Regions from separate parts of the Homo sapiens genome. Here region 2 is linked to region 1. Evidence: read pairs that join two places in POLR2A ChIA-PET (ENCODE). Cell type or tissue: HepG2. All regions are shown on one strand. Each heading gives the region's core, and the rest is flanking DNA. Links, peaks and the distances in the headings are about the cores only.

Region 1 (5,082 bases), core at 574-4,573:
GCTCCCACAGCACTGTGTCTTCTGGGAGGGGAGGCTCCAGAGTCGCTGGGCTCTCAGGTCCAGTCCTCACACCTGCATGGGAGTCTGAAGCCCCCCAGGAAAAGCACTCTCCAGAAGCACTGTTCTCTGAGCAAGGACTCGCCAGGAAGAGGGGGTTGCTGAAGAACATGCTCTCCTCCTCAGCTCCCCACTGTGGGGAAGAGTCTGGGGTTCCCTCTCTCAGCCATGCCTGGCCCTCTCCCTCAGGCTCACTGCTGTCTTCCCCTGAGTCTTCATTCTCAGGTGGGCTGGAGTGCAGGCCCGTGTCCCCGGGGAGGTCCACAGGGGGCGTGGGGAGACAGCATTTCAGCCCAGCCTTGAGCCCTTCCGTCTTCTCCAGCTCCTCCTCCAGGTCTAGGACACACATCTGGGCCTGCAGGATGCCTGCCCAGAACACTACCTGTGTGGACGTGCTCCGGTTCTGCTTTGGGCTCCCCGGTAGATGGCTGTTCACTGGTGACCCTGGTGATGCTGTGTTCTGCCTGTGCTCCCTCTGGGCAGAGGGGCTCCCCAGGTGTGTGAGCTCCACACCGGAGCCCCAGGGAGGAGCATCTTGTCTGGTAGATTCAGGAGGGTCAGTGGCCCGGGTTTGCTCCTGGCAAGGCTCCAGCCCGTCCTGATGGACCCAGCTCCCCAGGTGTGTGAGCTCCACACCGGAGCCCCAGGGAGGAACATTTTGTCTGGTAGGTTCAGGAGGGTCAGTGGCCCAGGTTTGCTCCTCGAAAGGCTCCGGTGGATCCTCATGGCTGCACGTTTCCCTTGGGCACTCTCCTGGGTGGGGCTCCAGGCTGTCTCCCAAGTACAGGTTGAGAATTTCCATGGGCTGGGGGTGGTCAGGGAGTCTGTAGTCACCCATCATCCACTGAGCAAAAGCTGCCCAGGAGTGCCCCGGAGCATCTGCTTTCACGGTCTCACTGTGTGGACTAGGGGGAGCACTGGCCGCTGGAGAAACTGGGAATCCATATCTACCCTGGAAATGCCCAAAGCAAGTGCAGGTTAGGGAAGGGCTGTCAGCCTCTGGAGGCACGTGTGTAGTGTGTTAGATGTGTTTGGAGTGTCTTCCCCATCTATGCCTGCTGCTCCTTAGCACTGCCCTCCACAGCCCTGCTGGGAGTAAGGAGTGTACCACATATTCCATCTGATCCCACAATCTCTAAACTTGCACCAGGGCAGCACCTGCCCCAAAGACACCCATCTGTTGGCTGAAGGTAGCCCATGTGGCTTAGCTGAAAAGAACAAACTGGCCAAATCAGATCCTTCTCTTGGGCATTTGGATTGGAGAGTGTGGAGACCGAGGTGGTTGGCAGCAGGAACTGAAGGCGGAAATGCCTCTAGGTATCAAGGAAGCAGCTGCAAGCCACAAAGGACATGTAAACCAAAGCATGTGGGAGCCAAACAGACACAGACGAGGTGAGGAGAATGCAACAGACTCATGGAAGAAGCAGGCACCCACGACATGAAGGCCACAGCCTGCCTTACTTCCACTTTCCAAGGCTCCTATCCTTGGGGCCTTACCCTGTTCACCAGGCTGGCTCACAGCCTGCTTCTTTGTCCTTGTAAGCTGTTGGCAGCTTGGAATTTGGCCCAGGTGGAAGCAGCAAGGGGCTCTCTGCTTAACTCAGCCCAAGCCCTCATGAAGGGAGGATGCTTCAGCCCTGCTGCCTACCACCCAGCAGACTGCCTGCTGCATGGGGAGGAGATCTCTGCCTTCTAGGGAGGAAGAGGCTGGGATGTGGCAGCCATGTCTGCCTGGAACTGCCTCACATCTGCCCAGAGCTGCTGTGTGCACAGCCTGCACTAACACTCTGGGTGGGCCCTTATCAGATGAGCCCAGGAACCTCGCAGGGTGTTTTCTAGAAGCATGCATTTCCATCCCCTGCATGCAGCCCACCGCTTACACGGCTCTCAGAGCAGCCCTGCTTCCTCAGAATAGCTGGCTTGTTTTGATCCAAAGCACACTGTGAAGCTTGTAACTTGTTTGTCTCATGGTGCTGGCTCTCCACAAAGTGGAAGTGCAGGGTCAAGTACACAGGTCCTTATGGCATGTCGTAAGCACTCCCCTGGCAGCTGTCTTTTTTTTTTTTTTTTGAGACAGAGTCTCGCTCTGTCACCCGGGTTGGAGTGTAGCGGCACAGTCTTGGCTCACTGCAACCTCTGCCTCCTGGGTTCAAGCGATTCTCCTGCCTCAGCCTCCCGAGTAGCTAGAATTATAGGCGTCTACCACCATGCTCTGCTAATTTTTTTTTTTTTTTGTATTTCTAGTAGAGATGGGGTTTCACCATGTTAGCCAGGCTAGTCTCGAACTCCTGACCTCAAGTGATCTGCCCACCTTGGCCTCCCAAAGTGGTGGGATTATAGGTGTGAGCCGCTGCACCCAGCAGCTGTCTTTTCTTATTTTCCCTTTGCCTCATTTTCTTCACTCACAGATTTCTATCTTGAAGGCTTACGTGCGTGCTTGTGAGCTATATTAGAATATTTTGGGGAGCAAGACTATTAACAAACACACACATGCTCCCAGTTTATAACCACGTGTGACTTCCAGATACCCAAGAACAACAGCCCCTTCCACATGCAGTTAACCATGCCTGTCCCCACCCACCACTCCCCCAACCTCGCACCTGAAAGATGAGCAGTCCCCTGCGTGTCGCTGTTTAACAGATGAGGAAGCCTTAGCCTGAGTCTGGCTTAATGACTCACAGCTGGTGACAGGGGCCGGACTCCGACCCCAGACCATCCACCTTCCGGTCTGCAGCTCTCTCTGCCCTTTCCCTGCTCCAGTATGAAGAGAGTGAGCCCAGGTGGCCTCGTCCAGGGCTCCAGACCTCACACTGAGATCCTCCCACAGGCAGGCTGTAGGACAGGAGCTTGACTGGCATGCAGGGCCCTAACCAGCACACATAACAAACCCATGGGGGTCAGCTCCTCCCTGCCCAGCACTAGAGAACATAAGCTGAATCAATAGCCACATGGACTGCAGCTCAAACCCTCGTCCTGCCACATACAACTGAGTGGATAAGCCTGGAAAGTTCCTTAGCATCTGGGAGCCCCACTGCAGTGGGGAGCTAGGGTTAACGGAGGTGATTCGCGCGGCCTTCAGCCCAGGCTTGGCCCACTGTTAGACACTCAGTAAATGGTAACCCTCAGCGCTCTCTCACGAAGGTCAGGGGGTCCAGCTGTTATTCAAGGTCACCTAGAAAACATTGCTTTGCCCCACGCCTTTTTTCTGGAGGGCACCTGAGAGAAGGAAGGAGGGCCAGTATGCATTTCAGTTTCTTATTCACCTTGAAAGTATCCTTTTTCTAAAAGTGCCTCCAAAAGAAATCTCTTTCTGGGTTTTTACCCCTCCCTCTGACCCAACCCTTGCATTCCTGTTTTAGAATAACAAGAATCTAGACTTGCTGGATGACACCCTCAGGATTCTGATGTTCCAGCCCACCCGGAATGGTCCCTGACCGGCCTTCAGGGCCCTTCCACCTGTTAGTTAAGGCAGCCTCCCCAACAGGCTGACTTTCCGAGAGGAGAGGCCCTTTCTTATGTTTAATCTTGTACTTGATGCTCTGAATCAAATGGACCAGATTTGGTCTCATCAGAGATGTTTGAACCAGAGTGGCTCCATCTTGAATAGGGGCTGGGTAAAATAAGGCTGAGACCTACTGGGCTGCATTCCCGGGAAGCTAGGCATTCTAAGTCACAGGATGAGATAAGAGGTCGGCTCAAGATACGGGTATCCTTAATCCAGCAGCCCAAGCGCTGCTCTGCCTATGGAGTAACCATTCTTTTATTCTTTTACTTTGCTAATAAACTTGCCCTCATTTTATGGATTCACCTTGAATTCTTTCTTGCACGAGATCCAAGAACCCTCTCTTGGGGTCTGGATTGGAATCCCTTTCCATTAACAGTCTTGCCTTTCATTCTTCTCCTATGGATCCAGCCTTCACTCATCATTCTAGGTTCTGCCTCTCCACCTCCCACCACTACCTCCAGGTAACAGGCAGAGGATTTGTATGGTTTACTCCTTAAGTCCATACCACTCTCTGCTCCCCATGCAGCTGCCCATTGTCACCCTCAGTGCTCTCTGGGCAAGAGGCCTGAGACGGTTCTACTTCTAAGGCAGAAGGGATGAGGAGCCTCAGGATCTATTGTCTATACTAGGGAAAACACCCTGGACCCCAAATCTCCCTCCCCAAACCTGCCTGGTGGAGAGCAACCGAGTGTGAGCAAGGAGGTGACTCACCCCACCACATCCCACTGCGCCTCCTCAAGACACCAGCCCATGGGGTATAATAAATGACTAGGAAGACATGTTTATTTAGAGATAGAGGGGAAAGCTGGGGAGAAGCACCTGGTTTACAGGTACCAGAACATAGGACATCCCTAGCTCTACTCAACTGCCTCCCTTCCCAGACCCCAAAGCCACCCTCCACGTCTCTGTAAAGTCCTGGTCTTTGGGCCCAAATAGTTCTCCTGCCATGCAAAATCCCTGATCCCTTCTCCTGTTCTCATTCACCCAACTCCACACATTGTACCTGAATGAGTGCCAGCCTCATGGCCCTATGAGCCCCAGAGCATTTTGCCAGGATAACGCCAACCCACCTTCTCTCACCATCAGTCAACTCACTTGGCAAGAAACGTTCCCGTGCCAATATGGGAATGGGAGTGGGAATGCGGGGCTGGGCCTGCTAGAAAGGACATCCTGAATTTTTCATAAGATGAGAGGAAACCCCACTTGTCTCTCTTTGCACATATGTACTTGCAAATAGATATGTATATGTACATAAAGCAGCCCTCTAGGTACACGCTAATGCTGATACTAGATACAAGTGAGGATTGGACTTGCCTTCCCAGAAAAAAACCAGCGTTCCTTGCTGGGTTTTTTCAGAGGAAAAAAAATAAATACCAGAGGCTGCAGCAGCTTTCCGAGCAAAGAGAAGAGAGCAGATCTCTGGGGCCTGCAGCACCTGAGGAGCCTGGGAGGGGTGGGGGTGAGGAACTGGTCAGTGGAGGGGAGCCCAAGGCAATGGAGACAGGAAGGGTGGAGACAGA
Region 2 (5,082 bases), core at 429-4,428, 870 kb after region 1:
AGAATATACAGCATCTATCATTGAGTGGTAAGATTTGATAAGACTTATAATCTTCACAATGATAATTTTTTACTCCCGAACTTAAGTAAAATAATTATGGAATAAAATAAGTATTTTGCCAACTACTCCTTCAGGAAGCACAATCTCTTGAAATACTTTAAGCTGATTATATTAAAGTACCTTCCCTTCACAGAATTTTTTCCAAAGGGCAGTTATCTCATTTCCCTAAAGAATAAAGGTCAGTTTGCTCTTTTGAAGTACAAAGTTTGACTAGACTGGGTTTATGTAATGTGTTGTTTTAAATTTAAAACCAAACTAGGCTTTATAGGGTGTATTTATTATTTTTTAAAACCTCAATGATGCTTTAAAACCCCAGCATTTTATTTAACATACATTTTAAATAAAGGATATTATGCATATAAATGCAGTTCTCTCCTTTGGTACAATATCCTTGTAAATAAAATTTGCAGATCTCTTTTCTTTTCTCCAACTCTGCATCATGATCAAATTTACACTGATCTCCCTATTCACAAAAAAAAAAAAAAGAAAAAAGAAAAAAAGGTAAGAAACAATGAGAAACAAAGAAACAACAGCTGAATTTTCTACATGGTGTCTCATGGTAAAATTATGGTCATTATCTTCAGTCTTTAATAATGAACAAATAATAACTCAAATGACCCCTTAGAATTCCTGCCCAAGACAGTGGATGTAGCTACATGCATTAAGGCAGCACAGTGAGCAAGACCTCACAGGATACTGCCTGAATTGGCAACCAGCACTCACCATTTCTTGCTGAGCTACCATGGGAACTTACTTAACCTCTTGGTGCCATGAATAAAATGGGGATAATAACATTAACTACTTTGTAGGGTCACTGTAGGATTAAATCATTTAATATTAGTTGTACTTTGAACAGTACTTGCCACGTAGCATTATGTGTCTTTTAAACAAATCCGATTTCAACAAATTATGTTATTGTCCCAGAACATAATTAAATGAGCTCTAATGTACGGTATTTCCATGCAAGATACATTTTAAAGACCCAGTTTTATTACAACTATATGAGAAGAGAAAAAAATTAACCATCCCCCAAAAGACTTTAATTTTAAAGATTATTTTGGAAGTTAAAATGACTTATGATACCTCTATAAATTTACCTTAATACACCTCCCTTCCAGGAAGTATTTACAGATTTGTTTTCCTTTGTGTTCCACTGTGTGCTGATTAATAAATTCCTGAGTCATAACCTTCCATTTTTTCCCTGGTTTATTATACTGCAAGAAAAAAATTCCATTTGAATGCAGCATATGAAATATTAATAGGTATCAAAATGTATGATTAAGTTGATCTGGAAAAAAGTACAAATTGACTACAAAAAGTGATCAAGATTGAACATTCTGATGCTATTCATTTATTTGGAGAGAGATATGTGTCTAGTAATCTACTTATGCTACTAGTGATCGCAAAAAAAAGCCTATTTCTTTCTATTTTAATGAAGATGAATAACTTTTTAAATAAAATTATAAAAAGTTTAAAAATTCACAATTCTCAATTTGGGCAAAGACACAATAAAATATGCACTCATATTATTGATAGGTATGTTATAAAAGACTTTAAAATATCCATATTGTTTGACATACAACTTGTACTTTTTGGGATTATTTTGAAAGAATTATCAGGGAGACACAAAGATCTAGTCATATAATAAAATACTGACATAGTAAAACAAACAGCAAAACGAGAAACACTCTACACATTTAAAACTAGAAGACTGGTCAAATATATTATGATACACTTAGGTGGTAGAATATTATGCAGTCATTAAAAAATCAACAACTTTGGATCATAAAAACTGTTTACAGATCAGGCATGGTGGCTCATGCCTGTAATCCCAGCACTTTGGGATCATTTGAGGCCAGGAGTTTGAGACCAGCCTGGCCAACATAGTGAAATCCTGTCCATACTAAAAATACAAAAAATTAGCCAGGTGTGGTGGCACACACCTCTGTAATCTCAGCTACTTGGGAGGCTGAGGCACGAGAATCGCTTGAACCTGGGAGGTGGAGCCTGCAGTGAGAGCCAAGATCACGCCACTGCATTCCTGCCTGGGCAACAGAGTGAGAGTGTCTCAAACAAACAAACAAAAAAAAAACAAAAAAAAAGTTTACAATATTTTATGAAGTAAAAAATTGATCCCAATTCTACAATAATAAATAAAGGCAAAGGAAAAAAGACAAAAAGAATATACCCCCATATTTTACAGTGTATGTCTCTGGATGGCAGGATTAGAGATTTTATGTGTGTGGTTATTTTGTACTTTCTTTAGGGGAAAAAAAGGGCAAACAAACAGGCGGCGTGTATTACTTTTAACTTTTAAATATAAAAAGTTAAGAAAAAAACTTAAGAAAATTAAAGGAAAAGAAATCTTATAGCCCTACTTGTTTTCCTTACTTCTCCTGAGTCCCCTATTCAACTTCTGCTTTAAGTATAAGATTAAGTAACAAGGCAGAGTATGATGCTTAGCCATGCTAAATGTAATGAGTTACATTCATCAACTCTAAAAAACAACATTATTTTTCATGCACCTGGCATGCACTGTGCCCTGTATATCATAGGAGTTCAATGACTATTTACTCTTCTGATTTGATTTCTGTTTTCCCTTTTCTCTTAATTTGCTAAAAGATAGAGCATAAAGTTCAATCTACTGAAAACAAGAGATTGCCTCACAGCAAACATTGAGGCAATAGATGTCTAAATTGAAATCTGATCCCCAGCATTCACAGCTCAAATCACATTTTACTGTAAGAATTCTAAAAAAGGTACAAGAATACAAAGTAAACAGATAATCCTAGAGATTCGTTTTAAAAATATAAACATACCTAATTTACCCCAGGAAAACACAATGAAATTGCTTATAATATACTATGACAGAATCATTTAAAGTGTCTCAAATCTATATAAATTTGATTCACAAACATTTTTATGTTTAGAGATTCGTTTAGAATAAGCAGATATAAATGACCAGCTCACATAGGCATTCTATACAAAGAATCATGGCTGTTATAAAATAAAATAAACAGCCAAAGAAAGTAAATTATGCAAAAATCAATGAGCAACCTGAGGAATATAACTCTGAAATTAAAAAGTAAAAAAATTAGGTAATCACACACACACACACACCCTGAAAAATGCAACAAGTTGTACTTAGCGTTTCATTAATAACTTACTCTTTCTGTATACATTACTTCCAAATAATGTTTCATTGTTTTAATAGAGGATTGTGGTGAGGAAGTGTTTTGTTTTGTTTTTTAGTTTAGTTCCACTTAAATGAGTAGAAAGTATGTCAGTGTCCACAGCTATGGGAAACCTGACTATAATCAAGGTACTATAGAAAATCTAAAGCAACTTTAACAAATAAATTTTTAGGGCAAAATTAAGTGCCCAGAAGATATGGTGAGTTAGCAGACTGACAGAACTCAGGAATTGTGCCTTGCAACTCCTCCTATATTCTTTGCATTACAAGACAGTACTGCGAATAAAAAAAAATACAAGAATGAAGGAGAGAAAGAGGGAGAGATGGAGGGAGAAAAAAAACCAAGCTACCTACTGTACTTGGTCATTTTAAAACTTATTTACTTTAGAAGATATATTGATACAAGAGACAAGAGCATAAAATATTAATATATATCAGGTAGAGGAAATGTAAGGATCTACCAGGAAAATAATATTTATTACAAAAAAATGTAATAGGTACAGTAAATACTAAAACAATTTAAGAGTATTATGGCCAATAAAATGAAGAAGCCTTTAAAATTCAGTGAAAGTTTGCTTCTTTGTGACTACTCTTGATTTTTCAAAAAAATTATGATGAATCTGAAGGTACCCCGAATTGATTTGGCTTTGGAGACTCTCATAGTCTCTGAAAGGCCTAGGACAGAGACGGATCTATCTTGGCCACTCTGCTGTGGCCTCCATGTTCATGCTATTCTGGATGGGCCACCTGCAGACCATTCCTGAACATGAACTGCTTCCGTGGGCTCTGGCACACTCCCAGTTGTTTCTGGAATCATAAGAAATGTCTCTCGTGATAGCCAATAAATTGACATGACTGATAATGTATTTTTATCTTTATTTTTCTGTTATATGATTATCTTTTAGGTATAGCCCAGATCTACAGACATCTAAAATGCTGTGCTTGATGGGGCCCTTAGAGTTAACTTAATACTATACCCTCATTTTGCAGATTAAGCAAATTGAGGCAAAGAGACAGGTATAACTTGCTCAAAGTCACACTTTCCTGGAAGCTAATTTTGTTTAAAGGTATAGGGTGTAAGAACTGGGTATAGGTGCAGGCTTACTTAGAAAGCATTTGTATTAGTTTGGGTTAGGGAAATCAGCATATTCTAAAGGTCTACTGGTGTCTAAGAAGATGACAGGCAGGTTTTTAGTCACCCCAAAATTCTAAAATAATAACCATAGTAATTCCAAAGCTGCTGTTCCATGGAACAGTGAGTGGCTCAGTGAATGTTAGTAGGTGTGTAGGGAAAAAAATAGTTTGTAGTTGAGTAAATGATGGGTTGAACAAAATAAGCTTCTTTTTGCCTAAGCTGCTCACAAGCTTTACTACATTAATGTCAACTGAGAATCTCCAAAAGCAGATGGCATGTGCTGGGTTTCGCAAATTTATTTGGGTCTGACCTTCTTTTTTTAGGTCACACCTGTTAACATCTCCTGAAACAGTATACTAAGGAGTGCATATTAAGAAATCTCTGCCCACTATCTTTAAACTGAGAGATCAGAAAACCAAGCATTTTCAAATTATAGTATATAGCTATCCCTCTCAGCTCTCACACAAAGTTGCAGCTTTTTTTTTTTTTTTATTTTGAGATGGAGTCTCGCTCTGTCACCCAGGCTGGAGTGTAGTGGAGCCATCTTGGCTCACTGCAACCTCCGCCTCCTGGGTTCAAGCGACTCTTCTGCCTCAGCCTCCCGAGTAGCTGGGACTACAGATGTGCACCACCACATCCGACAAATTCTTGTATTTTTGTAGAGATGGGGTTTCTCCATGTTGGCCAGGCTGGT

Evidence for each region. ChIA-PET counts read pairs that join two places held together with the same protein. Peaks named below come from ENCODE experiments on the same cell type or tissue, not always from the same donor. Only the 100,000 strongest peaks of a DNase experiment are listed, where the experiment ranks them.
Region 2: POLR2A ChIA-PET joins it to region 1 with 5 read pairs; 1 of 35 experiments calls an interaction of 5 or more read pairs at or near these places.

The regions. Positions count from the first base shown.
Region 1 is chr2:113,178,273-113,183,354 of GRCh38, reverse strand. PSD4 (pleckstrin and Sec7 domain containing 4) reads right to left here. Exons shown (of 17, transcript NM_012455.3): 2 at 1-1,009. The coding sequence starts at 898. Among named protein-coding and RNA genes, the nearest start is that of PSD4, 6.8 kb to the right of the region's middle. In HepG2, for the core only: a CTCF peak has its summit at 2,683; DNase peaks (open chromatin) are centred at 2,024 and 2,734.
Region 2 is chr2:112,312,662-112,317,743 of GRCh38, reverse strand. It overlaps ZC3H6 (zinc finger CCCH-type containing 6), which reads right to left. Exons shown (of 12, transcript NM_198581.3): 6 at 1,158-1,274; 7 at 412-523. Among named protein-coding and RNA genes, the nearest start is that of ZC3H6, 40 kb to the right of the region's middle. In HepG2, for the core only: no CTCF peak of the experiment used is centred there; a DNase peak (open chromatin) is centred at 2,723; H3K4me3 peaks cover 410 bases.